Linked DNA regions of Mus musculus: region 2 is linked to region 1. A link is a loop called in an ENCODE intact Hi-C map of the cell type or tissue named here. Cell type or tissue: heart. All regions are shown on one strand. Region 1 has its middle 18 kb from the start of Gm26409. Region 2 overlaps Mlh1 (mutL homolog 1).

Evidence for each region. Hi-C counts contacts between places; a loop is a spot of excess contacts. Peaks named below come from ENCODE experiments on the same cell type or tissue, not always from the same donor. Only the 100,000 strongest peaks of a DNase experiment are listed, where the experiment ranks them.
Region 2: a loop joins it to region 1, with 3 times the contacts of the local background. A loop is called at or near these places in 7 of 42 quality-filtered maps.

Annotation. Positions count from the first base shown.
Region 1 is chr9:111,092,033-111,094,532 of GRCm38, forward strand. No RefSeq gene overlaps it. Among named protein-coding and RNA genes, the nearest start is that of Gm26409, 18 kb to the left of the region's middle. In heart, a CTCF peak has its summit at 1,249 (motif pointing right); a DNase peak (open chromatin) is centred at 829.
Region 2 is chr9:111,251,656-111,254,155 of GRCm38, forward strand. It overlaps Mlh1 (mutL homolog 1), which reads right to left. Exons shown (of 19, transcript NM_026810.2): 9 at 1,209-1,321. Among named protein-coding and RNA genes, the nearest start is that of Mlh1, 19 kb to the right of the region's middle. In heart, a CTCF peak has its summit at 999; no DNase peak of the experiment used is centred here.

The DNA.
Region 1 (2,500 bases):
TTAGGCCTGCTCCTGACCACTTTCTGTCCCTCTGTTCTGAAGGGACAGAGCAGAGAGCTCCTTGCTGTGTAATAAGAGACGGGAGTCAAATGAACTACACAACAAACCACCCCGTGACTACAGACAGGAACACTGAAAGTCACCACAGAGAGACTGCCGTTCAGTCTCCAGAGGACAGTGCAAGCATGTGTGAGCCCCAGTCAGCAGCACGAGAATGGAAGCCATCTTGCTCTTGGTGCCGCAGAATCATTTCTGCTGATGAAACACTTGTCTCGGGAGCAGTTGTCTATTACATTTATTTATTATCATAGGGAGGGGGCTGTCATGTGAGTCTCAGTTTGCTTGTGGAGCTTAGAGGACAACCCGCAGATGTCAGTTCTCTTCTTCCATCCTATGGGGCCTGGACTTGAACCCTCATCGTCAAGTCTGGCAGTAAGTGCTTTTACCCACTGAGCCATCTTGCCCGCCCCTGGGAGCAATTTTTATGAGGGAAACATCTTGAGATTTAGATTAGCCTAAATCGAGTCTGAAGTTAGGCTCTTACTCCTAAGAAGGGTGGGTGGGATTAAATGGTCCCATCGGAATTCAGGTCCGGGCTTTTTGTGTTCCGGGCTGACACTGCGATGGGATACAAACCTTTTCTGGGCACCCATCCAGACATGCTATGGGTGTTGACATAACATTCTTGAGATGGGCTGTATCTTCTTACTTAGCAAGGCGACCCCTTCCTCTCACCAAAGACTGGCTCACTAGAAAACAAAAGACAGAAGCCTTACATTCAAATGGGCCAACGCAGTGGTACCATTCATGCCCCGAGGGATCTGCCTGTGGCTGGCCTCTGTCCCAGACAATCTCCTCACTTAGTTCTGCGCCTGCGCTGTCCTGCTCGCTTGACGCCTTGTCTCAGCCGCTGGATGCTGGAATCAGAGCATTAAAAGAAAGATCAGGAGCTTCGTTATTTAGGGAAGAAAAGGGATTTGAATGAAGCACAAGAAGCAGGTGCCTTGTAACAATGTTTTAAACAGAATTTAAAAGCCAGGAAAAAAAGGAGGGTAAACTAAGCAGAACTTGGCTTAGTATCAGAAGGAAGTTTCTAATAATCGGAGTTGTACACCATAGATAATATGATCTTACAAGTAACTGGTTACTTGGTGCCACACCTAATTCTTGCAGTAAGGATGCAAACCTACACTAGTTATTCACTTAACCAAAGGCAACACTGTACCTGTTGTTTCTCCAGCTGGCCACAAGGTGGCGGCAGCAGAGAAGTCCCAGGCAGGTAACCAACGAGAAACCTGGTTCCAAAGCTTACTCCGATCTTTAGTTGTCATAATAGGTGCTGTGTTTACTAACACAAATCTTTATAGGTTTTCAATCATCAAACCTACTGAAAAGTAAAAATAAATAAATAAATCACCAAAAAGCATATTTTTTTACTAGTAAAAAGGGAGGGATCGGAGGAGGTGGTTCAGTTGGTAAAGCTCTTTCAAGGCAAGCATAGGATGTGTGTTTGGAACCCCAGACTCCACACGCAGCTCAGCTGAGTGCAGAGGTGTGTGCCTGTGATTCCAGCCCTGGAGATGTGGAGACAGAAGGGACTGTGACATCTGAGAAACAAAAGGCCCATGTCATGGCTGTCAGCGCTGCCGCATTCCTGACCACAGAAGTTGAGAGGTTACACTTTTTGTTTTGAGCTATTAAGTTTTGGGGTACTTTGTTACACAGCGACAGTCTATGAAGCGCCCCAAAATACCAGCCTCCCTGGCCATATTTACACTCCATTTACTACACTCATGTCAAAGCCGCTTGCCCTGGCCCTTTCTACCCAGAATCTTCTGCCCAGATAGCCCGTGCTTGAATATCTTCTCTTCAAGTTGTTTCTTTTCTTCCACCAAATGGGACCCGGGGATGGGACTCAGGTTTTCAGCTTGGTGACAAACACTTCTCCCCTCTGAGCCATCTCACCAACCCCGACACTTCTGAATCTCATTTCCCATTCCCTGGTAACTTTCTTTCCCTGGTAACTTTCTTATAACTGACCAGAGCAAACAGGGGTCCTAAAAAAATTCAACTCCCAACAACCACATGAAGGCTCTCAACCATCTGTACAGCTACAGTGTACTCATATACATAAAATAAATAAATAAATCATTTTTTAAAAAAAGACTCCTCAGTTGAGAAAATGCATCCATATCACTGGTCTGTAGGCCAGTGTATGAGGCAATTTCTTGATTCATGATTGATGTTGGGAGGGGCCAGCCCACTCTAGGTGGTGGCATCCCTGGGAAGGTGGCCCTAAATTGTATTTAAAAAGCAAGATAAGGCAGCCGGGAGGAGCAAGCCAGCCAGAGAGCATTTCTCCATGGTTTCTGCTTCAATATCTGTCTTGAGTTCCTGCCTTGATTTCCCTCAGTGAGGGACTGTGTGACCTCAGATATGTCAGCCAAATAAACTCTCTCTTCTCCCAGTTGCTTTTGGTCATGGTGTTTATATCAGCAAT
Region 2 (2,500 bases), 160 kb after region 1:
TTCACAACCATCCTTAACTCTAGTTCCAGGGGAATCATCCACTTCTTGCCTCCAAGAGCATCAGGCACACACATGGTGAATAAACATACAGAGAGGCAAAACATTCACACACATAAAATAAACTTACCTTACAAGCCTATATCTGTCATAAGGTGTACTATCCCTGTTCATTCTCTCAGGACTCATCTTAAATCTATTCAACAGATTCTTAGTAAACTCCAATTTTGTTCCAAAAAAAAAAAAGGACTTTGAAGATAAGAATATTGAAAGTCAAATGTGTGGAAAGATGTTTCTCGTGTCTGAAAGTACCCTGAGCTCTGACTACTGGGGCAGGGCAGTACTGTGACTCTAGCACCATCAAACCCTTGCAATATACTATTAAGCTACACGAATCTGAAAGTCAAATAGTGCTCACTTAATAAAAATCATGTAAATAACACATCACCAGAGAGATAAGAACTGGGAGATAATTTCAAGCTAATTTAATTTCCTCCTTGATTTCTAGAATTATCCTTAGCATCATAAATTTCATTCTTTGAAAGAAAAATTCTCAAGGTTCTTAGGATTCAGCTTTTTAGTGACAATGCCTGTGGTGGTTTGAATATGCTTGGCCCCAGGAATAGCACTATTAGGAGGTGTGGCCTTGTTGGAGTAGGTGTGGCCTTATTAGAAGTGTGTCACTGTGGGGGTGGTCAATGACACCCCTCCCCCTAACCACGTGGGAGTCAGACTTCTCTTAGTGGGCCTTCAGATGAAGATGTGGCACTCTCAGCTCCTCCTGCATCCTGCCTGCCTAGATGCTGCCATGCTCCTGCCTTGATGATAAAGGACTGAACCTCTAAACTTGTAAGTCAGCCTTAATTAAACGTTATCCTTAGAAGAGTAGCCTTGATCATGGTGTCCATTCACAGCAGTAAAGCCCTAAGGCAATGCTTATACTAAAGTGTTGATTTTCTGCTGTACAATGTAGAACAGCAGCACAACCTAGAGGTAGACTAAGGTCTGTGAAGCCACACAGAGGAAGGCAATCAATCTGGCCTACACTGCTCAAGGTAAAGGCGAGTGTGACAGCCAGCAACACAGACAAGATAAAAATGACAGATGCTTCCTAATCAGGCCCGACTGTGACATGCAGTCTCCCCGTGCGTGATTGCCCTGGGAGGTTCCATCCAGCTCTCTGTGTAGACATTTGGTTCTTTCTCACTTACGGTTGATGAAGAGTAGGAAAATGCACTTCTTCACTGAATAGTTTGCATTCGATATATAGCCATTCATTTTGAAAGCTAGGGTTTTATCCTCACACCCAACTTCTATCAGTTCTCTGTTTAAAAAAGAGAAAATTTGAGACTTTTGAAAGCAAAAAAAAAAAAAAATCTTACATGTCAAAAAAAAATCACAACAGTAAAAAACAGGATTCTTTCTCATAAACCATCTTTACCCCACAAAAAAACAACCAAAAAAAAAACTGAGACTAGGTTTAGCTGAGGTCCTATAAGTATTCTCAACATCTGTCTATCCATCTATCCAACTACCTACCCTTCTCTATCCAGCCACCTACTCAGTGTTTTCAAGTACTTGTGCTGAGTGCCGGGCACTACTCCACGCTCCCAGTCCTTACTTTGCTTAAATATTTTGTTATCATAACTAAGTCCCAAAGTTTTAAGCCTCAAAACTCATCTCTGCTGACCTGAAACCTTACTCTACTGATTATCGCCATAACGGATTCCTAAGAGTGTTTACTACTGAGAACAGGTAAACAAGAGCCGGTCTCTCTGAGAAGCCACACTCATTTCTTCCGAAGGTTTCAGAATAGCCTACTGGCAGCCAGCTAACTCCCAGGGGTCTCCACATTCTTTACTCTCTCCAGAGATCTGCCTTCAGGCCGCGTTATTGTTCTTTTGAGGCATCAGCATAACTTGCTAATGGATGGTTTCCTTCTGACTAGAGTCACTGCAGGCTTCGCTACTGCATCCCTACTGTGGGACAGCACTCACCAGATATTACTACTGCATCCCTACTGTGGTACAGCACTCACTAGATTTTACTACTGCATCCCTACTGTGGTACAGCACTCACCAGATTTTACTACTGCATCCCTACTGTGGTACAGCACTCACCAGATTTTACTACTGCATCCCTACTGTGTGGTACAGCACTCACTAGATTTCACTACTGCATCCCTACTGTGGTACAGCACTCACCAGATTCTACTACTGCATCCCTACTGTGGTACAGCACTCACCAGATTTTACTACTGCATCCCTACTGTGGTACAGCACTCACCAGATTTTACTACTGCATCCCTACTGTGGTACAGCACTCACTAGATTTTACTACTGCATCCCTACTGTGTGGTACAGCACTCACTAGATTTCACTACTGCATCCCTACTGTGGTACAGCACTCACTAGACTTTACTACTGCATCCCTACTGTGGTACAGCACTCACTAGATTTTACTACTGCATCCCTACTGTGGTACAGCACTCACCAGATTTTAC